Regions from separate parts of the Homo sapiens genome. Here all the other regions are linked to region 3. The links are chromatin loops, found by intact Hi-C in ENCODE. Cell type or tissue: heart left ventricle. All regions are shown on one strand.

Evidence for each region. Hi-C counts contacts between places; a loop is a spot of excess contacts. Peaks named below come from ENCODE experiments on the same cell type or tissue, not always from the same donor. Only the 100,000 strongest peaks of a DNase experiment are listed, where the experiment ranks them.
Region 1: a loop joins it to region 3, with 2.1 times the contacts of the local background. A loop is called at or near these places in 6 of 110 quality-filtered maps.
Region 2: a loop joins it to region 3, with 2.2 times the contacts of the local background. A loop is called at or near these places in 19 of 110 quality-filtered maps.

Annotation. Positions count from the first base shown.
Region 1 is chr18:49,037,329-49,045,328 of GRCh38, forward strand. DYM (dymeclin) reads right to left here. Exons shown (of 18, transcript NM_001353214.3): 18 at 1-6,876. The coding sequence ends at 6,727. DYM-AS1 (DYM antisense RNA 1) reads left to right here. Exons shown (of 5, transcript NR_148999.1): 4 at 2,672-2,741. Among named protein-coding and RNA genes, the nearest start is that of MIR4744, 8.4 kb to the right of the region's middle. RefSeq lists an enhancer at 7,063-8,000. In heart left ventricle, a CTCF peak has its summit at 4,775 (motif pointing left); a DNase peak (open chromatin) is centred at 4,814.
Region 2 is chr18:48,773,879-48,781,878 of GRCh38, forward strand. All of the region lies in intron 9 of CTIF (cap binding complex dependent translation initiation factor), which reads left to right. It overlaps LOC107985147 (a long non-coding RNA gene), which reads left to right. Exons shown (of 2, transcript XR_001753444.2): 1 at 1-1,911; 2 at 2,947-6,276. Among named protein-coding and RNA genes, the nearest start is that of CTIF-AS1, 64 kb to the right of the region's middle. RefSeq lists enhancers at 2,183-2,683, 2,684-3,184, 4,420-5,361, 4,805-4,944, 5,402-6,033 and 2 more and silencers at 5,015-5,094, 7,118-7,300. In heart left ventricle, CTCF peaks have their summits at 220, 3,364 (motif pointing right) and 3,570; DNase peaks (open chromatin) are centred at 3,373 and 7,433; H3K4me3 peaks cover 884 bases; H3K27ac peaks cover 3,262 bases.
Region 3 is chr18:48,707,903-48,715,902 of GRCh38, forward strand. It overlaps CTIF (cap binding complex dependent translation initiation factor), which reads left to right. Exons shown (of 12, transcript NM_014772.3): 7 at 3,717-3,793. Among named protein-coding and RNA genes, the nearest start is that of MIR4743, 41 kb to the left of the region's middle. In heart left ventricle, a CTCF peak has its summit at 4,170 (motif pointing right); DNase peaks (open chromatin) are centred at 1,669 and 5,560; H3K27ac peaks cover 5,078 bases.

The DNA.
Region 1 (8,000 bases), 330 kb after region 3:
ATTTTTAACCTTTCTTCTTTTCTAACATAAACATTTAAATATATATGTGTGTGTATATATATATATGAACAATAGACACTAGGGACTCCAAAACGAGGGAGGAAGGGAAGGAGAGAGGGAAGCAAGTGCTGAAAAACTTTCTATTGGGTACTATGTTCACTATCTGGGTGACAGGATCATTAGGAGCCCAAACCTCAGCATCATCAATATATTCTTGTAACAAACCTGAACAGGTACTCTTTAAATTTAAAATAAAATTAAAAGGTCTTCTAAGCATAGTTTTATTTGCATCCCACAAGTTTTTTCTCTGTTTTGATATGTAGTATTTTCATGATCAGTTCAAAATATTTCAAATTTCCATTAAGATTCTGACAGATGGGTTACCTGGAAATCTATTTCCAAAAATATGAGGATTATAAAATTATCTTTTTGTAAATAATTAGTCTTGATTCTATTATGGTCAGAGAACATATTTCATTTGAAGTATTTTCAGGTTTGTTGAGACTTTTTTTCTGAGACAGGGTCTTGCTCTGTCACCCAAGCTGGAGTGCAGTAGTGCAATTATAGCTCACTGCAGCCTCGACCTCCTGGGCACAAGTGATTCTCCTGCCTCAGCTTCCCAAGTAGCTGGGGCTATAGGCACATGCCACCATGCCCAGTTAATTTTTTTATTTTTTGTAAAGGTGGGGCCTCATTATGTTGCCCAAGCTGGTCTCAAACTCCTGGGCTCAAGTGATCTTCCTGACTTGGCCTCTCAAAGTGCTAGTATTACAGATGTGAGCCACTGTGCCTAGCCTGTTGAAACCTTTATAGCCCAGTATTTTGGAGTGTGTGCCATTTGTGTTTGAAAAGTATGTTATTGAGTTTGGTGTCCTACATACATCCGTTTGGTTTGCTCATTTCATTGCTTAAATCTTTTATAACTTGATTTTTGTATGCTAGTTTTTCTACCAATTAACAAAATAGGCATGTTAAAATATCACTCTGGTTGCATATTTGTCTAAATTTCCTATCAAATTTTCTTTTACATATTTTGAGTTTATATTTTAAGTGCATATAAATTTAGATTATCTTTCTAGTAATTGAATTGACCCTTTTATTTCTTAAAAAAATTATTGCCTTAAAGTTTACTTAAATATATCTACACCAGTTTCCTCATGGTTACTGTTTGCTGGGTATGTATTTCTCCATCTTTTTCTTCCAAAATTTCTAAATTCATGTTCTAAAAATGTCTCTTGTAAATAGCATATGGTTTAAAACAAGGCTGACAATATTTGTCAACATTTGAGCATTAGTCCATTTACATTTAGTGTAATAATGGATTTATCACAAATATCTTGCTTTCTATTTGTTCCACCTGTTCTGCTTTTTCTTCTTTCTTAGACTCTTTTGCAATTCTTAAATCTTCCACTGAATTGATTATTCGAATTCTCTCTTATTATGTGGAAAGCTATACACTTTTATTGATATCTCAAATATTATCATGCATACATGAGTTATCAAAGACTAATATTAAATGAATTTTTACTCTCTTCTTGGATGATGCCAAGTGTCTTAGAACACTTAAAATTCCCACATAAATCCTTTCATTTTCATACATTTTATTTCTCTATATATTTAAAACTCCATAAGACATAATTATTGTTTTATGTAGTCAATATTTATGTGTCATTTTCATTGCTCTTCAATCTTTCCTAGGGCTCTGTCCTTACGTTTGGGATTATTTTCCTTCTGCCTGTAAAACACCTTTTAAATTTTCCTTTAGGGTAGGCGTGCTGATTAATTCTTCTAGCTGTTTCTCTAAAAATGTCTTCATATCCTCTTCATTTTTGCAGGATATTTTCCCTGATTAGAAATTTTTAGGTTGGCAGTCATTTTCTTTCAGAACCATAAAAGGCAGTATTTCACTGTCTTCCATTGTTTCTGCTGAGAAGGAGCTGTCAGTCTAATATTATTGCTCCTTTAATGGTTATATTCCCTCTCCCACCCCAGCAGGTCTAAAATATTATTTTTCTTTGGTCTTCAACAGTTTTACTATGATGTTTCTAGGTGTGGGTTGTTTTTATTTATCCCACTTGGAGTTTGTGGGAGGGATTCTTGAATTTTTGGTGTGATATCTTTCATGAGTTTTGGAAAAGTTCTCAGCCATTTGTTTAAATATTCCTTTCTTCTACTCTTTTGAGATGCCAACTACCCTGCATGTCTGAGCAGGTCAGACATGCTCACTGTACCCTTTAAGTCTCTTACCCTCTATTCTCCATGTTCTGTTTTTTTTACTATATAATTCCTGCTCCCACCCCTCACCCTCAATTTTTCATCTTACTCATTCTCTTTTCAGTTATTTCTAATCTGCTCTTAAACCTGTTCACTGTTCTTCTCATTACAGTACTTTAGTTATAGAATTTCCAATGCGCCTTTTACAGTTTCTAACTCTCTGTTGAAATTCTTGACCATGCGTCTCATTTTTTTGAACACAGTAACCATAGCTGTTTTAAATTCTGCGACAACTTTATCTGGAGTCTGTTTGGATATTTCTATTGTCTGTGTTTTCCTCTAATGGTTTTAATTCAAGTAATTAATGTTGTCTGGTCTTCTCCCATACCTGGGTATTTCTGATTGCAACACTGCAGAAATAATTTGAGGCCTTGGGTTATGTTTACTTCCTCCACAGAATTTGCCATTTGCTTCAATTGGGCACCTGAAGGCATCAGTAATCTGGTTTCACCTCGGACCACATTCAGGTACTGAGGTGGTTTAGAAGTTGAACTGCACTACCCATGAGGGATAGTCCAATGACAGTAATGGAGGACCAACCCTCAAGCTAAGGACAACTTGGAAATCTGGTAAAAATATTTTTAAAATTTGCTTGAAGGACCCCAGAGTCAACAAGATAGTTAAGTATTACTTGTCCAGTTCTATGGGGCTGCTTTTCCTCTGGGGGATTTTGCTAATGCCAGAGGCTGTGTCTGAGTAGCTGACATTTAGACAGCCTTGTGAAGTTAGATTAGGGGTTGAGTATGACCTGGCCAAGGGTCTTGGGGCTACTGGTGAGTCTCCCTTGCTTTGAGTGGGAACTCTGAATAGCTATACGCTAATGAGATTAAATTTTATGCTTTAATTCATACAAAATAAATATGCATTATTTGCTGTGGATTGTGTGTTATAATCTACTTCTCAGTTCTTCATATGCATAGCTAGCTTAGCTCTTCATCACTGAATAGAAACTGACCTCTTTGACTCCAGGAGGTGATGTAGGACACTGGAATTGTTCTGAATTTGGAGTCAGAAGGCCTAATAATCAGTCCCTAAAATCAAGTGGCAACTACTGATATTGCAGGATAGTGCCTAGGAAAGAATTAAGAGACCCAAAGGGTTGACCTTGCAGAGACTCCAGCCTATGAAGTATCAGCAAGTGCCAAAAATTTATGGCTCTGCAAAAAAGCACAGGGTGACTCAATTATGCAGAGAGCTCTACCACCCAATGCAAAACCCTGGCTCCCGGAATCTAAAGGACGAAATGTTGCTTAAAGTATGATATATTAACAATTCCAGTGCTTAAAAGTTTCCCTCACTAAATATTTCTCTTGGATGTACCTTAGCAAGCTCTTAGGAAGTTGCTGAGTGTTCTGATGCTGGTCCTGTGTCCTTTCCACTTTCTATCGTCTACTTCCCAGCTCCTGTGCTTTCCTTCCAGAGAGAACTGTGTGTGCAGTGTACTTTCTATGCTTCACCTTCAGGGACCTTCTCTTCTTTCCTTTCTCTGTCTTTGTCCTTGAGCTGTGTTGTCTGCACTGCTGAATGGTGGCAGTCCTGCTGCAAGGTTGTTGTTCATAGATTGTATGACACCAGCCTCAACGGGTGACTGTGGGAACTAGAGTTAGAAATCTGAAGCTCTTCTGCAAAGTGCCTTGAACTCTTGATAGGGAAGATGCTATTGAAAGGGACAAATTCTTTTAAAAGTAAATATTGTGGCAGAAGTCTTTGTTGATAAAATGACACAATGCAGTAACAGCTTCAGATCTGGGGTAAAATCAGATGCCAATTTCCATCTGAACACACGATGATCCTGTGTTGCATCATTACACATTTTTACTTCGTGTAAAAATTTCTAAGCAAACTAATACTCAAAATTAATGCAAGTATAATGAAAGTTTATCATTCAGATTTATTGCCATATAATAAATCTTTCACAAAAATCAGGAAGAAGCCTCTGGTGACTTTGCAGAGCTGAGGCAGTGATGCACGTGGTGGGGCCTCCCTCCTGAGCGGGAACCAGGACTGGGAGCATCACTTGCAGGCCTCCATGGAGGCTGCTGCCCCAGCTGAGCTGTTAGCTAGTGAGTGCTTCTACTGTGTGATGAATGAGAAAAGGGAAAGAGGGGAGGGCAATCAGGGTTCTGGGGGCACCTCAGTGAGCCCAGAGGCCTGGAGGAGAGGCTGTATGATTCCCCAGTCAGGCCTTCCTTGGGAGTGTGCCCTCTGTCAAGATGACTGGGTTTTTGAAGGGCCTCATTTCCTCACACAACAAGCACTGACAGTCCTGCAGCCCAGGGACTGTCCTGTGGCACTGCCCAGCCCTCAGACTCAGAGGACAGTTCTGTGGTCCTGCCAGAAGCTCAGCTGTTCCACATGACCCTTAAACATTTAAACAATTTTTTGGTTTAAAGGAAAAGGAAGCCAATCAAAATGCTTTGGAAACAAATTAAAGTTGCAAATTATTTCCCCACATAGTAAATACATATCCTTGCTACCTGAAATGATAATCATCACTCCCCCTGCTGGCTGAGAGCGCTTCTCCTCCTTCAGACTGGCTCTGCCACAAAGCTAAGTATTAGTAGAAGTTGTTGCCAAGCCTCACCTCTAGCCTGTACATGGGCTCTGAGGTGAACACAGGAGTCAGAGTCCCCACTCCAGCAGTGACTGGAGGAGGCCTGACAGAACAAGCCCCTTGGGGACAGGAGGCAAGCTGCACTCACCTCTGGGACCCCACCCGGGATGGGCGCTCCACGAGTCCCTTGGCCTTAGGGAACCTCTGTTTCATTCCATCCAGACGAGGATAGGGAAGCTTCCTGCCCTACCTCGACAGCCTCTAAGAGCACAGCTTGGCCAGGCCTTCCCGTGTGGAGCCCACACAGTGGTGCACTGAGAGGCTGCCAGTGTTTTGACCTTTTACAGAGCTTGGGGTGACTGAGAATGGTTCCTCCGAGGCCCTCGGAAGATTTGATGGACTCAAATAACACGGGCCTGCAGCCCTGGGACACAGGACAGGAGAAGCCAGCCCTGACACAGATGAGCTGGCAGTGGATTCGAACAGTGTGCTCAGTCTCGTCTGGGCTTTTGTGCTTTCTATGTTGAAGACCAAATACTTTTTCTTTGAGAATGAAACTAGGCTCCTTATCTAGACTGTGAAGGGGCCCGTGAGGACACAGAGTGTGACTGGAAAGGAAGGTCCCAACTGGCCCTCAATGTGGCCCCAGTGGCTGTTTCCCTGCAAGAAGCTCCTTCCTCCAGCTCAGGCACCAACACACGGATCACACCGGCCCAGAAACAAAGAGCAAAACATGCTTTTCATCCCACGTGGAATACAGTATGAACAAATTACTCTCCTTTTTCTATTAGTGTGGGTGAAGGAAAAAGACTGTTTTCAAATGAAGCTTTTCTTTTTCCCAATGATTAATACAGAGTAGATTAACTTAATTTGTGCTAGACTCCAATTTAATTCCAGCAACAGTTCACAGGCCATATTCACAGAAAAGTTAATCTGGGCTTCATGAGAAGTAGCCATTTTCTTTTTCTTTTCTTTCTTTTTTTTTTTTTGCGAGACAGGGTCTCACTTTGTGGCTCAGGCTGGAGTGTACTGGCACGTTCTTAGCTCACTGCAGCCTTGAACTCCTGGGCTCAGGCAATCCTCCTACCTTAGCCTCCTGAGTAGCTAGGACTACAGGAATGTGCCATCATGCCTGGCTAATTTTTAAGTTTTTTGTAGAGATGGGATCTCACTATGTTGCCCAAGCTGGTTTCAGATTCCTGTGCTCAAGGGATTCTGCTAACTTGGCTCCCCAAAGTGCTGGGATTACAAATGTGAGCCACTGTATCTGGCCCATATTCTTTTTTAAGAAAAGATGCAGAGGTGTTAAATATTAATATCAAATTGTCCAGGCATGGTGTTTATGAAATTGTGTGCCCTCTGACAGGCAACCAAACACACACGACTTCATTTCTTTATTAATTCCTGCCTCATCATCTTTTCTCATTGATGCTCCTTAATGTCAAAGGAATCTCTCTCTCTCACACACACATAAGACCAAAACAAATATCTTGAACATGCAAAAAAATAGTCTACGCTTTTGAATAGTGTGCACTGTTGAATAGTGTGCACTGTTGGATAGTGTGCACTGTTGAAGTGTGATGTGCCTAAGGCAACAGGATCTTGGGAAAGCTCTAGATTTTTGGCTTCGAAATAAAACTGCATGTTGAATAGCAGGTTTTTACATTTATTATTGTTGTGTATTTCCTCCCCTTTTTGCAATACTATCTACGCTGAGTTATCTATTGCCAACTAGCACCAATTCTCCAAATCAAAGTGTGTGAGGAAAACACACTCGTGCAATCCTCTTTAACAGAAGATACACCAAGTAACCTGTCTGTCTACTTCTGTTACCCAGAAATAAAAGAACTTGAAGGGCTGCTTGGCTGGAGGGGTCCGGGTGGGAGAGCATCCTGCCCTCAGTCGGAATCCATGGTGAACAGCTGGATGTCCTGTGGATTCCAGTACAGGCCGACTGCTGAGTTGTAGACAAGAGACCAGACATAGGGGATAAAAAACTCCTCGGGCTGCTCCTCTTCCACATATTTGAATTTCAATTCTGGAAATTTCTGCAATGAAAATAAGATGATTTTATAATCCCACAGTTCCATGCACAAGCAAAAGTGGTGAGAGTTTGCAGGTGGTGCTGTGGTGTGCGGGGAGCCCACCCACCCCTGCCAACTGGTCACAGGGCATGAAAGCTCTGGGGCTTTAAAATATTTCAGCTATCAAATGGCTCCTGAGAAAATGTGAATTACCGATGGAGAGAGCAAGTAACACAATGGGTCCTGGTTGGCTAATGTCAGTTTGGCTGATAGTTCCCTGCTAGGGACCCCAACAGTGGTTAAGGTATGATGAGAAATATCCTAGCTGAGACATGGACCCTGCCTGGGAGGCAGACAAGGCTCAGGCTGATATTCCCCAGAGTGCAATGCTAGGGACTGGCTTTTGAGAGGCACTGTCCTCAGGGTTCCACCATTCTGGAGGTGAGGACCTTCCCCTTCACAATCCTGAGCCCTGACCTGAAGGGGTAGGCATGTGCCACCGGTGGAGGGGGGCTACTCTGGAGGAGCGGGGGTCTGGGGTGGCCAGCTTTCTTGGCCATAGCTTGGCCTCAGTCTCTTCCTCCCTGGAGGCAGGAGCAATGGCTTTGGCTTTGCGGAGAGGGAGCCCGAGGCTGCTCCTCATGGAGTCTGGGAAAAGGCCTAGGCCTGGCTCTACAAACACATCGCAGGTGCCCTGGTCTGCAAACTCCAGTCCTCTGTTATGTAAGGAGTCGTGCAGCTCAGTGGCCTAAGGCAGCACTTGCGTTTTAGCACATCACTGGGATTTGGGCTTTTGATTTTCTACTTTTATTCCTGGCCTATTTATTCCAGCCAGGGCAGAGGAAGTGATTCCACTTTCAGCAGCTTGAGGAGTGGCTAGAGTCTACCCAAGGCCCCTGGGCCTCTCCTTTGCCAAGGCGTCGCTGGCAGGAGTGGCTGCAGCTTGGTGACCCTTGTCCCAGGTTGGGTGGGGAGAGAGGGGACAGGGTCCTGGGAGGAGGAGGACGGTGGAAGGCTGAGGAAGAGGGGGCTGAAAGAGAGGAAACCACACACTTCCCCACATGCATCCACAGCCACACTTATTATACTATACTGGAAGACATGGCCCATAGGGCAGAGAGGTTTTTATCTGTTTTGTCAGGTGCTGC
Region 2 (8,000 bases), 66 kb after region 3:
AAGAGGAGATGACAGGACAACTCTTTCAACAGCCAGCAGGAATGCCACACTTGGCCTTCAACCCTCCGCTCTAAGAGTATTTATACCCACAGTGTTCAGGGTGGCCAGGTTCCACCTTGTCTAGATAAAGAGCAGGCCCCCTTACGGAGACAGAGGTCTCCCCAGCTCCCCTCCAGACAGCCACCAAGAGGTCAGGAACACACAGAGTGCACGGCGCAGTGCATGGAAGGGAGGCGCTGTTGCAGGGGCAGCCATCAGTGCCTGGGTTACTCTGAGGCCAATCGGCATCATGTGAGCAATTTAAACCCATGGTGTGCCCAAAGGCCAGCTTTTCCTACTTCTAGGTCTTCCCTCTCTGGGCCCCTCTGTCCAGGAGAGGCGGATACACTCGACCAGAAGCAGAACCATGGGCACAGGGAGTCTGCGTCATGCTGGCTCAGCATGGCTCTGCCCTTGAAACCCAGAGCCTAGAATAAGGGGTCCCTGTACACCGCCAGAGTGCCTCACTGCCTCCCACCTAGAGCTCAGGTTTAAAGGCCTTCACTCGGTATCAGGGTGCAGAGCTCTGAGTCTTCAGGGAAAAACAGCGGCCTCTTTGGGGGGGACAGGGAGGAACCTGCAGGGAACGACCCTCCCTTAACCCTCTGCTGGCCCTTCCAGGACAGATCCCAGGTCCCAGAGTGAGAGAAGCTTCAGGCCACTTTGAAGTATGAGGACAGGCATGCTCAAAATCGTCCCCCCTCCAGCACCCCCTTGACAGTGCCGAGCCTGAGACCAAGTGTATTCCAGAGAAGTCTGTATGCACCCAGGTCATTCACACCTAGACCCATTAAGCAGAGAGGGCTTGGGAGCCAGCACGTCACCATGTCATGCCCCTGCCTCCCAGTTTTCCGTAGAGCAAAGGCCATACGAAAGAAGGGGGTAGCTTAGGAGGTATTTGGGGAAAGCCAGACTCCAGCTAAAGCTGGTGAATAGCTATAATCGGAATAAGTGCATTCTTGAGCAGCTGCGTATTGGAGCGCCACATATTGGACCCATACTTAGCATGGACCCCATTAGGCAACCGTCATTGCATTATTCTGAGTATTAAAAAAAAAAATGTGGCAAGGGGAGTAATATCTCTAAAGTGGGGTTCGAAGCACAGTCACCTGGAATCAGCCTTCCCTGCCATAGACCCTTCCTTTAATGCCTTACCACCTGTGGCATAAGAAATAACTCAAGCGGCCAAGAGCCAGCCACCTCCCCCTGGCTCTAGTTGTGGCGCCATGCAACTGGTTGACTCTGGGTGGATCTCAAGCGTGGCAGCCCTACACTTACTCTTCTGTTAAATGGGGTCATAATACCCATCTCCTCCTCCTGCCTACTGCACTGACATTATCATTGTTAAAATCCACTGAAATGCCTGACTTTTACCTGTGTTCCCTTAAGACTCCTCCTCCAGGAGAAACTTGTGAATTTCATAGCAGCATGTTTTTCCTTTTCCTTTTGATGATTCCATTCATTCAAGGTTCTTAGGGGAGGTCCCAGGCAGGGAAAGCGCCATGAGATGCCCACGCAGAGATTCTTCCACAAGTCCAGGGGCCCCCGGCACAGTAGGACTTGAGGTTTGGGTGCAGCACTGTAGACAGCCCAGGATCCAGCCACAAGGAAAGCTCTCCAAGGGGCCCTGGGACTGGCCTGGAGGCCCCACAGGGTTCCCTGAGCTCAGTACTGTGAAACCCCAGTGAAACAGGCACTGGCCTCTGCCTGACACATAAAGGGGGGCAGGGCCAGCTCAGCCAGAGGGCAGTTTAGGAACATCAGAGGAAGGGGCAAGCCCTGTAAGTGGAGTAGGTTGAGGAAGGCTTCCTGGAGGAGGAAGCATGAAGGAAGAGGCAGGATCTGGGTGGAAGGAAGACAACAAGAGGATCTGTAAGTGGCAGGACCCTTTGAGGGACTGGGGGTTGCAGAGGAGGATTGGGGAAGGAGGTACCGCCAGCCTGGCGGAGGGTGTCAATCAGCAAGCCCAGGGCTGAGGCTGCCCAGCCGGGCCGTGACCCCAGGTCACTGTAACCACACTGGCCCGTTCATTTTGCTGGCGCCTGCTTCTTGCCATTTCAGGCCAAGACCATATTTTCATCCAAAACTAAAACTTCTACCTCAAGAGGCGTGAGTTTCCTGCCAGCCTTGGGCCGTCTTTTGCAGGTGGCAGAGTGGGCTGCTGAATCTGCGACCCTGGCCAGGCTCCAGGGCCTCTGAACCCTGGGGTTTTGCTGAGGCAGGTGGTGTGGCACCAAGGGCCTGGCATCTGAGGCCAGAAGATACCCGCCACCCCTCCCTGGTGAGGTTACTGCCTTGTAGGAGAGGGTAGGGATGCCCACCTCCATATGCCCCCATGTGCCCCAACCAGCCCCTCTTTGTGCACCAGCTGCTTCCAGAGCTATATGGAGATGGGCGCCCACCGCCCAACCAGGCACAGAGGTGCAGTGCTCGCTGTGGGGGAGGGGGAGCATGATGCCACCCCCAGGAGCTCTGCAGGAGCCAGAGCAGGGTTGTGCAGGAGGCTGCCATGGGGCGGGTCTGCACAGCAACACTTGCTGCTTTCACCTCACTCCCCTCTGCAGAAGCCCCTTTTCCTCCCCTCCCTCAAGTGGTGGAGCAGGAGGCAGAAAGTCTGAAGCCAGCCCCTCAACTAATGTCACCGTCTGAGCCTCAGCATCCCCATAGGGGAAACGAGGGCACTGGGTCGGGTGTGGTCTGTGGGTCAGGTCTCCCCAGCCAGGCACCAGGCCCTCTCCAGCAGAGCCTGTGGCACCTCTGTCTGCCTCGCACAGCCCCTCAAGTGCCTTGAGCCTGTGAAGGTTGCAAGGAGGTCTAGGACTAGGGAGAGGCTGGAACCCACTGCGGGTGGGAAGAGAAGATGGGAGCTGCTCTGTCTGCAATCTGGCAGTTGTTTATCCCAAACAGGGAACCAGAAGCTGAGGATTTAAAGGCTCGGCGTGGGAGGAGGTGCTCTGGGCTGCAGGAGATCCGGTGGGGAGCCCCAGCCCTGCCTTTCCCTGGCTGGGCGACCTCAGGCCAGGCCTTCTACCCTGATGGTGGCTTCCTCACCCATAAAACATGGAGAGGTTAGAAGTCATTTCAGACATTCCTTCCAGCTTTGTTATCCCAAAGCAGATGCGCTAGGCAAACAGAGGGTGCCTGCTAAAATGCCTGTTGCTGACTGATTGGTTAGCGGGTTGACCAGTGCAGAGCAGGACCCATCCCCAACTCTCCCCACCCGGCGGGTCTGGCCGGCTCCTTCCCACCCGCCTGGCCCCATTTACAGAGTCTGGGGCCTGCTTGGCTTGTGTGTGCTGGCGGCAGCACCTGCTGGGTGGGCAGGGCGGCCTGCAGGGGGCACCAGTGTGCAAGGCCAGCCCTTCCTGCCTGCGGCCACCTCCCAGCATCTTGGCATCCTGGGGGCTGTCCCACAGGGAAGATTTAAACTATATGATGGTGACCGCCACCAAGCCACCCTCCTATGTGCAATTTTCAGACCCCTTGGGGTCCCAGCCCTGAGTCCAGAAACCTCAGGCTGAGAGTTGGACTAGAACCCACAGCAAGGGTCCCCTCCAGACCTCCAAAACGGGCCAGTGTAGTACTCATTCCCATTTTATACCCAAGACAACCAGGGCTCTTGGAGGCCACAGGAGGGCCACCGAGGTCTCAGGTAGCTTAGAAGGAGGACAGAGCATGGGTCCTGGATTCCCTGGGAACAGTGCCTGCCCAGAGACCCAGCTGCCCTTAGGAACGAATGAGTATCAACCAGCTGAGGCTGCATTTTCTTAAAATGCATTGGTTTGTCTAGTGTTGTTTATGTTCTTTCTCAAACAGCAGGAAGAGGTTGTGGGAAGAGCCCTGGCTGTCAACAGGCTTCTCCCATGCAGTAGGGGTGGACAGAGGGACTGCAGCCAGGGTCAAGGGCAGGCCATGGGGCGGTGGGACAGAGAGCAGGCCGCAGCCTCATCTGGCCTCAGTAGCCTTGTACAGAGGCAAAGGGGCTTCCGTGTGGGGTGTCAGCTCCTTCCACACCTGCCTGGACCCGGAAACAGGCATGCCTTGAGTCACCAGCAGTGGGCAGCCGTAGAGTCACTGTTTCAACACCGCCAATTTGTTGGTCCCACGCCTGGGGCCCCTGTGGTCATTGCAGTATGTTTTATGGAACATTCTGTGAGGATTCCTCTTGGGGTTTTTTAGCAGCCACCCGTTAGGATGTTCCTAAAGTAGAAGGCAAACAGCCCACAGGGCCTCAGAATTCTAGAAAAAATGTCTGTGCACAGCATGGGAGCCTGAGCCAGGAGGGCATTCTCAGCCATCTTCTAAGGAGCCAGGTAGAAAAATGGGGTCGATTCTATTGTAGTTACTTCCTTATTTTAGCTATTCATTCAGAAATGTTAGCTGTTCAAAGGGTATGTCATTTATCAATCAGGAGGCGGGAGCCCCAGGTCTGCAGGAGTGCAGGGGAGGATGTGAGCAGGTCAGTCACAAGCTAACTTAGAACAAGCATTCAATCCCCCAGAAAATGCACCGGGGAAAGCCACAGGCATTCCCTTTTGGTAGAAAAGGTCCCTGGTCTATCTTCATCGATGGGACTCTCATCCGGGGTTTGTACCAGGGGAACCTGGCCAGGGGATGGCCGTTCAGCCTCTGGGCATGTTGGCAGAAGGGGTAGTTCATGGTGTGCCCTGGGCACCCCATTTCTGATTTCTACCCCTGAGCCAGGAAGGCCTCTCCCATCAACCACCGTGGGACTGTGAAGCAGGTAACAGGCAGAGGTGGTGGGGGTGTCCAGGGGCCTGAGGTGGCGGTGAGGATGGGCATGGAGTACTACACTTCATTGAAATGCCAGCAGCCAGGAGGTGAGCACCTTGGGTTGGGAGTGCTCCCTGAACCCCAGAACTGGAGGCGTTCTGGGGGCATTCTCACTAGCACCGCATCGGGACACATCAGTCCAGCAGGTCGCGCTGGTCCCTGGGGAGCCCAGAATGACAGTTTGTTTCTTTTTGTTCTGGCTGACAATGATGCCACAAAGCTGTTTCAGCCCTGACTGAGAGTACAGGATCTGGACAGCCCCGATTTGAATCCTAAGTTTAATACTTCGTAGCTGTGTGGCCTGGGCAAGTGGTTTTCCCTCTCGGGGCCCCAGTTTTCCATTTATAAACTGGGGTAATAGATAATACCTGCCTCCTTTGGGTGGATGAGGCTTGAATGGTGGGGACGATGGTGTTAGTATAAACACAACATTGACTGGTGTCGCTCATGTCTGGGGGTTCCTGTCAGGGGTCCAACAGGAACACCAGTTACTCCTCCTTTGCCATTGGGCCAGCTCTCTGCAGTCACTGGCTGGATACCAGCTGTATGCATACACTGTGGGCCATAAGTATCCCTTAGACCTTTGTGGGTGGGGGTTAACAGCCCCATTTTATACATGGGGAAAGAAAGTTCCAGAGAGCTTAGGAGGTATACGTCAAGTCACGCAGCTGGTCAGTGACAGACAGAACTGGAGCCAAGTCCCTGGTACCCCACACTCTGTCTCCTCAGAACACACTGCCACCTGCATGCCCTGATTGGTCAGGAGTGCATCTGGAGGGGGTCAGTTATAAGGCTGAGGAGAGGTGACAGGGAAACGAGATAAGAAACATGCCATTTAGGTGGCCATGCTTTCAGAGCCTCCTCCCCACAGGCCAGGCCTTGGGCTCTCCCCACTGCCATCTTATGACCAAAAGAATTGAGAGACAGCTTCCCGGCCAGCGCTTAGCAGCGGGCTTGGGTCTGCTGCCTCCTTTCCTGTCTTGCCGGGGGTGGGGGAGAGTCTCCACCAAGCTGCAGACAGACAGAAGAATGGTTCCTTGTCCTCCCAAGGGGGACAAGACTTCTCCATGTCCTTCCTTCCCACTGGGCTGGTTTCCAACCCACCACCTTCATGATTCGTGAATGCAAAGAGAAGACCACTTAGATCGGTATGTTTTGCTTCCACTTGGCAGCCCTAGGTGCTGGAGGCTGCAGCTCTGGGTGAAGGTGGGCCCTGGTCTGTGGGGTATGGGCATCTGTGAGCACCATCTGCATGCAGCCCCGGAGGTCAGGTGGCAGAGTCTCCCATGACAGGTTCCAGCAGCAGAAGTCCTAAGGAAGCAGCTTGTGTCTCAGATGAGGCTGTGTACCTCCGTTGCCTGTCTAGGCTGGAGGAAGGGTGATGGCACCTTTAACTGGTCCCTTCCTTACAGATCACTAAGTGTAAGAGGCCAAGCCTGCAAAGAAAAAAAGGGAGAGGGAGAGAGGAAAAAAAACTAGAGCCTGTGCGCTATGTCATTTCTAACACTAAATGATTAAGAAGTGAGGACCCTGGGGTGTGAGCCAAGGCAGCCTGGGTTGCTCAGTCCTCTAGAAACCCTTCTAAGCTTTCCTCAGCACACAGCCCAGAGTGCTACCCGGAGAAAGAGCCACCTTGTAAATCGCTTTCTTCACTGTGCTGCTATGCCTTTCAAAACAAAAGCTAAAAACTCCTCCCACCCCCATACAACTTGATTTATCATGACCCCGTCATCTCGGTGTCCCGGTGTTAGTTCAAAATCAGGCTCAAAACTGCAAAGGCTGGAGGGAGACTGTGGGAGGGTGAGGGACACTTTATCCAGCACGTGGCACACGCACCTCTGCCGCGTCGGTTCATGCGTGTCCCTCCCTGCGAGCTTGGCGGGGCACTGTGGACACTGGGTTCTCTGCCTGATAAAGGGGGATCCTTTCATGTAGCATGCATCAAGATGCATGCATGGTGTGCTGGGCTGTCTCAGCCACTCTCCCAGGCTTCCCTCCTGCCGGTCCGCACACAAGAGGCAGCGTGCTGGGGAGCCAGTGGAATAAGGGCCCCACAGGGGCAAGATGGCCAGAGGCCATTTCAGCATGACCAGCATTTATGGATCTCCTTCTGTGTACCTAGCAGGGCAGAGTGCAGGGGTAGGGCTTAAGGAGGGGGGCGTGCTGATAGCCTCAGGAGGCCCATCTGTCCCTCCCTCTCTCCCTGGACTCCTCTGTCATCCCATCCCCTCCTAGCTGGCATGATTTTTCCTGTACTCAGATCGCAAAAGACTAGCAAGCCAATATGTTTGCTGGGGGAGTCACAGAAGGCGAAGACCCCCCCATCCCTGCCTTCACGGAGCTTCTGGCTTTGTGAGCCCCCCTCTTCTTGTTGTCAGGCTCCCAAATGACCCCAAAGGGTTTGCTTGCAAAAGTTTGTCCTCTGGACTTTGTGTTTTTCCCCATCTGCTCTACCCTCCTAGTGCCTCCTGGCTCCGGCCCCAGCGCCAGCCCCTGTCTGTCCCTGCAAACACAAGTCAGCTGTGTGTGCAGACAAAGCCGTGCGCCGCAGCGGGGGCCGGGCCTGCAGAAGGGACATTTCCAGGGAACTCTGGGGGCGGCGGCTGGGAGGGCAGAGGCGACTGTCTGATTAGCAGAGACTCGGCGTCACAGTCTAGGGCAAAGAGGGTGCGGGGGATTTGGCCGGGCCCCAGGGGCCAGTGGCTGTGGGTGGTGACCAGGGGAGGCAGCCAGGCTGGAAGAAATCTGCTGTTTGAGAAGTGGAGGAAACGGGCTGGAGAGGAGAGATAACAGCCCGTTCTCTGTGTATCTGCATGCGTCTGCCGGCGAGGGTGGCTGGAGCCGGGCGGTCTGAGGCCATATCTAGCGAGATTTTTGTTCTGGGTTGTGAAAGTGACCTATGGAGCCAGCAGCAGGGTTCAGGGCCTGGGAGAGAAGACACGTGGCCCTCCCCTCTCCTCCCCTTGTCTTGTGTTAGTCTCCCCTCCTCTCCCCCTTGTCAAACAGTAGAAAAGGGAGGGGGCATGGGGGCAGGAGAGGAAGCATTCTTAGTGCGGTAAAAGGCCTGGGTTTCGGTCTGGATTGTACCACTAATTTGACATATGAACTTGGATACTTCCCCTAATATTTCTGGCTGTCTCTGTCTCATTGGCTGTAAAATGGGGATT
Region 3 (8,000 bases):
GGATCCACTTTCCATCTCTGCAGATATGCCTATTATGGACGTTTCTTAAAAACTGAAATCATGCACTCCGTGGTCCTTTGTAACTAGCTTCTTTCCCTGAACATGATGTTTTCAAAGTTCATTCATGTTGTAGTGTGGCTCAGAACTTCCTTCCTCTTTATGGCCATATAATACTCCACTGTATATATGTACCATAATTTATTTATCCAGTCATCAGTGGACGGGCACTAGGTTGTTGCCATGTTTTGGCTCTTATGAACAATGCTGCCCAGACCACTCACATATTACCTTACCTCTCACCAATGACTTTAAAGAAGCTCTGCCAACCTGCATGAGCTGCACATCTGGTGACAGGTTTGTGACTCAGTACAGACTTTCTCCTTTCTTCTGCTGGCCTCACACTTGCCCCCTGTTAACACCCAAGTGTTCTTGTTTTGGGAGGAGTGTAGGCAGCACCCTGAGTTGTATGTGTCTCTTGGTACCAGCTACCATCTTGAGTTTGAAGAACAAGATGGCTGATTTTGAGGGGTTCTCAATGGAGCTTGTGTCAACACAGTGCCCCCCATTGCATGCAGGAGGAGGTTCCCGGTGCTGGAAGTTCTATGTAAAAGGCCCCAGGGAAGGCAGTAAGGTCCATTCACTTATCCACCTAGATGCCACATTGAGGCTGAGGCCCCAGGTGGCCTTATACATAGGACCAGCCCTCTATAGCCCTGGCCTGGATTGTTCCTGGAGAGGGAGGACCTCAGAGGGTGCAAGGCTTTGTTCTGTCACCTCTGTCACTTTGTTCCACTCATTTTTCGCCTCACTATAGTCTTCCAGCCCCAGGCCAAAAACAGCATAAAATAGAGCTTCTCCATCCTCCCCCAGCACACCACCCTGGACCACCAGGCACTGTGCAGATTCTGTCTTCCTTCCATGGCCTGAGCTTCCCATGCCCTCCCTCCCTGCAAATCACTTCCTGCTGGACTCTTTTCCAAGGCTGGGGGCTCCATGAGGACAGGTGCCTGTGCTGCCTTGTTTGTCCTGGCACACTCAGCCCTGAGCAGAGTGTCAGGATCACAGGAAAGATAACGATGATGATGATGATGATGGCATCGATGACAGTGATGATGACAATGAGGCTTACTATGTACCAAGCATTATCCTATGTTCTTTACATGTTTCGGAACTCATTTAATCCTCACAAGGATTCTAGCAGCCAGATGCTATTATCTCCATTTTACAGATATGGAAACTGAGGCACATAGAGGTTAGGTCATCTGCTCAAAGTCACACAGCCATCAAGAGGAAGAGCCAGGATCTGACATTCACAGTCTAACTCTAGAGCACAGGCCTCTAACCACTGTCATGGTTTATACACATACACTACATAGATGTGAGTTGTTCTGGGATGGATGGATGGGTGGACACAGGGGACCTAACAGTGGCTTCATGAGAAGCCCCGAGTGGCCCGGTATGCCCCATTGAGCCACACTGAGTCTTGGGACAGGGTTAGCTCCCCATGGCTGCTGCCTGTGTGCAGGTAAGGAGGCCAGGAGGTAGGTTAGAGCCCAGGGCTGGAGGCCCACACCGAGGAGGCTGGCACCCCCTGGGCTCGTGTTACACTAGGGGCTATGGCCAGTTCCCTCTGCCCGGCCTCAGAGCCGAGATCCTAGTCCCTGCCGCCGCCGGTAGGGAGCCTCGGCTTCCTGTCCATTGTCTCCTTGGGGCACACCCGGTGTGTTCCTGAAGTGACCTGGAGAGGCAGGGAGGGAGGGAAAGAGGGAAGGGGGCCAGCCCAGAGCCTAGTCAGGGTGGGAGAGGGGAAACGAGAGGGGAAGACTTGGTGTTTTTCCTTATTTGTGTTTTGTATTAAAGAAAACAAATAATATCCTTTGAGAAAACCATTAAACAAAGCACATCCTAAGGCCCCAGAGGCCTATTGTGGCTGCCTGGAGCCCGGAATTCATTCATGCTTTCTTGGCTAGATTGTTGGAGGCAAGAGAGACGGGGGTGAGAGGAAAGGATTGTTATTAAAATGTATTTTGAAATGTGTTGCTCCCTCCCTGCACTCAATCCAGTCCAGGCCAAGTGGCCATAACTCCAAGGTCCCTGTGTCCTCCTGAGTCTGTTGTTCTCCCATTACCTCTCTGGGAAGCTCCCCAAAACTGGCCAGTCCCAGCATAGCCAGGGTGGTCAGTTTCCCCCATGAGCTTGGGGGCTGAGCCCCGTGAAGGCAAAACAGTGGGACCCTCCTTTATGGAACCTGAATCCCGAGGGCTGCATGTGCCCCACCACAGGGTGTAACCCACAGGACTATGATCTCTAACTCACTGTGTGGCCACTCTGGGCCTTGGGCTCCCTGCCTGTAAGGTGGGGAGTGGGCCAGAATAGACCCCCTCTGACTGCTCTCCAGCAGCCTGGACCCTGTGGCTCCCTGTCATCCAGCGCATGCTCAGGTCGCTGCAGGTGGGTGGGAGTCACACTCAGGCTATGGCCTCTGCATCCAGGCCTATACCCAGGTGTCCCAGGTCCAAGCCAGACCACTCCCTCCCACTTGACTCCAAGCCTTGGTACCCCCTACTCCACCCCAGGCCGCTCATAATGGAATGGTAGTGCATGGTGGTGCTCTCTGCCATGTCCACACCAGAACACACTTTTCTGTTGGAGGAGGGATGGGAAGAGGTGGTAAGAGCAGAGCTGGCCATCAGCCCAGCTTGTGCAAATAGCTCTGCCTGTGATCCTGCATTTGCAGGATCTGCCCTGGGTTGCAAATAGAGGGTCTCTCTCCAACCTTGATGTAGATGTAGAAATAGTTGCTGTCATGATGACAATACGCAAAAGACTATCCTTAGAATTTTCCCCAGTTCCTCCTTTAAAGTTGAAAAAGGAGCCTGGGCAACAAAGTGAGACCCCATCTCTGCAAAAAATCAAAAAACAAGCCAGGCGTGGTGATGTGTGCCTATGATACTGGCTACACGGGAGGCTGAGGAAGGAGGATTGCTTGAGCTCAGGAGGTCAAGGCTGCAGTGAGCCGTGTTTGTACCACAGCTCTTCAGCCTGGATGACAAAACAAGACCCTGTCTCAAATAATAATAATAATGATGATAGTAATGCTGAAAAAGTAATTTAGCTAATTCCATGTTTTCCTAAATACTCCCTAGGCAATATAGGGAAAGAAGATCTTGGGTAAAAATTTCACTGGGGGTGCCTGGACTAGGTTTAGGAGACAAATTTCCTCTTCACAGGGCTTAGGGTTTTCAGGCTTCACCTCCTTGGTCCTCTAGCAGCCCAGAGAAGAAGGGTAACATTCCCATTGTGTTATGGAACTTGTGCTTAGAGAAGTAACTTGTCCTGGGATGCACAGCCAGTGAGCTGCAGAACCTGGCCCCAGCTCTGTTGCTCATTTTCTGCAAAACCTTGAACCAGCTTGTTCATCTTTCCAGATTTGAATGTCTCATCTGTAATTCAAGGACTTGGACATAATGGATTCTAAGGTCCTCATTGTCCCTACTGTTCTTTGATTCTGTAATTCCAGCATCACTGCCTGGTAGGAAGTTCATTGACTCTACTGTTTTTCCTTTTTCAGTCTGGATTTGGTGGTTAGAGTCTAGTCTCTCCAAACTCTTGATGTCTTTCTGTCTTAGATGCTGGTGTACTTAGTGCAGTCCCAGAGGTGCTTTGCTCTCTTTCAGGAGTTACTAATGATCCCCCTTCCTCCCCCCATGACACAGGGCTACCACCCGATGCCCCATGAAGTGGAGATCGCACACACCAAGAAGCTGTTCCGCAGGAGGAGAAATGATCGAAGGTAGGAGAGACTTCGTCGTGAGCTTTGGGTTTTCCTTTCCTGCTTCTGCCATCTGTAGCGACGTCAGCTTTGGCCTGCATTTCGCTTTTCCCAGTCACCAGCTGATCCTGATGAGATGGGGTTGGTGGCATCGTGGGTTGGTTACTGGCTGGGGATTCCCCAGGGGCAGAGTGGCGGCTCCACTTCTCTTGTTGGCCTAGGGATTGGCTCCCTTCAGGCGTTTGGCTGAGAGCCCACCATCACCACTGCCTCTTCCTGGGGGTCAGGCAGTGACCAGGCTTTGCAGTTCAGGAGGAAAAATGCTGTTTCCGCTGACCTCAAAGCAACAATAGTGGTCCTCAGAAAATAGGACTGGCTGGCTGTGTGTTTTGAGACATGGCCTCCAGGAGGCTCCTGGAGCTCACAAGTGCAAGAGTATCTGTTTTCCTCCTCCCTGGTCATTGGGGGTTGTCCCTCATGCGTGCTGGCTCTGCTGTCACAGGCAACACACAGATCAGCAATGGCACATGCTACTGCTCCCAAATTCCTGGGGGAACCCACTTAAACTAAGGCAGAAACCGAGATCTCCTGTGGAGCTCAGACTCCCGAGTGACAATGGGGCCAGGAAAGGGGCAATGAGGTAGCCCTGGATAAGAACATGCAGCTGAAATTGAGCATCCTGGGAATGTGTGCATTTATTTTCAAAAAGGCTTTCTTATAAGGGGAGATCTTCAAGATATATTTTAAGTGGAAAAAATTCAGGTGCAGAGTAATGTTTCTTATGTGTGGTCATTTATGCAAAAGGGGGAGTTAGAGTATATTTTTTGCTTGAACATGCATAAATTATTTCTGGATGGAAATACCAAAAAAAGAACGAACAAAAAGGCTTATGCCTCAGGAATTAAAATGAGGTGTTCCTCTATAGGGAATATATTCTTAGATAAAGATGACGGCTTTTGGTTCTACCTTTAATGAACAGAGAATGTTCTCTGAGGGCCAAGAAACAGCCGGTGGACATGCCTTGCTCAGAACCCTAGCGGCGCCTGTGCTCAGGCTGGCTGGCCACCTCCTTAGGCTGAGACCAGGGTCTCTGATCCTTCCCTACGCATGCACACCCTGAATAGGGATTATTAGGTGGTGACTGCAACTCTCAGGGTGGATGTAGGCCTGGGTGCCCAGACTGCTTTGTCATCCACTGGTGGATTAAGTGGATCTGAACACATTCACAGAGGATGGCAAATGTATAAGTAGCTTGGGAAGAAGGCAGTGTCCTGGCTTAGAAATCAGAACCACCAGACACTTTCTGTAGAAGCACCAGGCATCAAAAAGGAACACTGAGCAGGAAGAGGTGGACCCAGGCCTGTTCCTGCCTTGACCAGAGTACAGTTTATCGCATCGTGTGTGCTGCCTTTTTGCTGTGCAGCATCACAGAGGCAAATTCCTGGTTTCTGGGTTCCTGGTAGAGGGAAGAAGGAGGCAGCACCCCTCAAGGAGGAATAGGGTTCACAGGGGCCTGGGAGGTGTCAGAGAGAGCAAAGGCTTTATGTCCTCTGCCTCTGGCCCTGTAGTCTCTGATGGCAGGGAAGACCCAGAGTGTGTGTCTGGGAGGTGTGGAGAGTCCCCGAGCTTCCTGATGAGAAGTCACCCTCTGCCCCACCTCTCTGCGCCCAGGCAATGGCAGGCTGCCACCCAGCATCCAGGTCAGCCTGCATGTCCATTTCTGGGCCAGGTCACCTCACTCAGCAGGAAGACCCTGGACAGTGGCAGGCCTCCGGAAAGCAGCAGCGTGACCCAGGGATGTAGGAAGAGGAGCGCGGCATGCAACGGCTGGGAAGCCGAGCTTCCGCTGAGCTGCGCTCACATTCACCAATGTCCGGGTTAGGTCAGCACACCTCCCAAAGGATGTGGACGGGCCAGGGTCCAAAGTGAGGCAATAAAGATGATTAAAGGGGTGGAAAGTATGTCCTGTGAGGAGTGCTGGAGGGCTGGGGCCAGGGAAGAGGAGGCCGGAGGGAAGGAACATCGTGCCGTGAAACTCATGAAAGATTTATACGGAGAGATGAGGGGCCGCTGCCTCCATGTCCACAGGGACCCAGACTAGAGGAAGTCAGCTTGGATGGAAGAACAGAGTTTTCAGCTAGACCGAAGACAGACTTATGGAGCAAACATCTTGACCATTTGGGGCAACACTGTGCAAGTCAGAGCAGCAGCCATGCCTGAACACAGAGCGTGTGCTCGTCGGGGCGCCCCGCTCTAATTCCTCTTCTAGATGCGGTAGAATCCGTTACTCACTCACAGCCTGGAGCTGTCGTGGAGTCCTCAGGTGATGGGGACTTTCAGGAGGAAAGCAGGCAGCCATATAGTTTAAGGACCTTTTTGTCTAAAAGCAGGGGTCTCCTGAGTCTGTTTTGGGAAATCGTGGGATTCTGCCACCCAAAGAGCCGCTGCAGAATATTATCAGGTGACCCCTAACCTTCCCAGCTAATGACCCATAGTAGTAGCCTTGCTAAGTGTCAAACCTGCATATTTGACCTTGGAAGTCCATACTTGTGTGCAGCAGGTTCACCTTCCTAATATTCTGGGCTTAAACTACACTGGGAGGGGCTTGCATTTCCTGGGCACGCATGGTGGCAAAGGGAGAAGTGACCAGAATCAGATTTGGTGGACAAAGGGCACAGCCAGCATCTGTGCCATGCCTCTGATCTCCCCCCACCATATGAAGGGAAGGGGCCAGCTGTATCCCTCTGGTGGCTTGGTGGCTCTCCTTGGAATGGAGAGGAGTCTGTGGCTTTCCATCTTCCTGCAAAGTGGCTGGAGTTGGTGTCCGATAGCTGCAAACTCCAGGCAGCATGAGCGTGCTGCTGAAGCTAGGAGCATGCAATTTCCCACAGCCTGGAGCAGGGATTTTCAGACTGGGACCTAAAGTCCTAGGCTTCATCAAAGTCTGTGTCCCATCCCAGTTCCAGCTGCACTCTCAGGGGTTTTTGTGTGCCTTACTGCTTTTATTTTCCACTTGTTTAAGTCTGAGGCTGTTAGCAAGCTGAATTATATAGCAGTTTAGGGACATGCCCTGGAATTAGGAGCTGGATGGGAATCCCACCTCCTCTCCTCACTCACCCTATGATCTTGCCAATTACATCACTTTTGAAAGCCCTGTCCCTTCTTCTACAAAATGGGTTCACTAGTCAGGGAGCTGAAAGGAGCTGATTCTAATAAAGCACCTAGAAACACGGTCTTAGTGTTGGCCCACTCTGCAGGTCAGAGGGGGTCCTAGGTGCTCAGGAAGGCTTTCAAGGTAAGTGTGGAGCACAGGTGTCTGCAGTGAGCGGGGAGCTTTTGTCCTGTGATTGTGGCAGCAAACCCGGAAAGCCTTGCCCTGCATTCCCTCCAGGGGCGGGCCGCTAGGATCAATTGTTCCTTCCCCTGGATCCACTTTTAAAGCCCTACCCACACTGTCAGAGGGGGCAGAGCCTGGGCTAGCAGGGAAGGAGGCCCCTTCAGAGTGGTCACCTGCAGACTCTGCTCCTGATGCCATGGGCTGCGTCTAGTGAATTGTGGATGTCTTTTTTCCATTTTGAAAAAAAAAAATTAAGCTCATGGACAGTTCAAAGGTTTCCTCAAGAATGTTCTTGACATTTGAACAACTAGTAACCACTTGTTTGTTTTTGGAAGCTAAGAAAAGACATTTGCTGATTTCAGACAAAATTATGCATTTTGTGACATAAATGTGCTAAATGAGTGTTCCACGCGTTCCTCAAAGAGCAGCATGCCTTCTGATGCTCTGGCCCCATGCAAGTTGGAGACCTGTTGCTTGGAACGGGGGCTGCTAAGGCTCGTTCCCCCCCTTTTCTCAAAGCTTTCTGCCCAGAGCACATAGACCAGAAGAGCAAGCTCACTAGAGGGCTGGAGACCCGGCGCACTGCCCAAGTTGACCCTGAGTGAGGTCCCTCACCGCTGGGGAGGATATTTTCTCTCCCCACCACACCCTGGCTGCATTTAAGAGATGAACACATTAAGGCAATGAATGGATGTTGTAGCCTGAGCTCCCTGGGAAGCAGGCTCTGGGACAGTGATTATCAGCAGCTGCTTTTAAAGGCATGCCTTTGGTGTTGATACTGGTAGAAGATCAAAAGAGGAAGTGGTATCAGCAGAGAGAAGTTGGGCTGCAGTGCAGTCTTAGAGAGTTCTGAGCCTGTAGGGGAGGTTCTGAAGTTGGGCTGACTCTTTA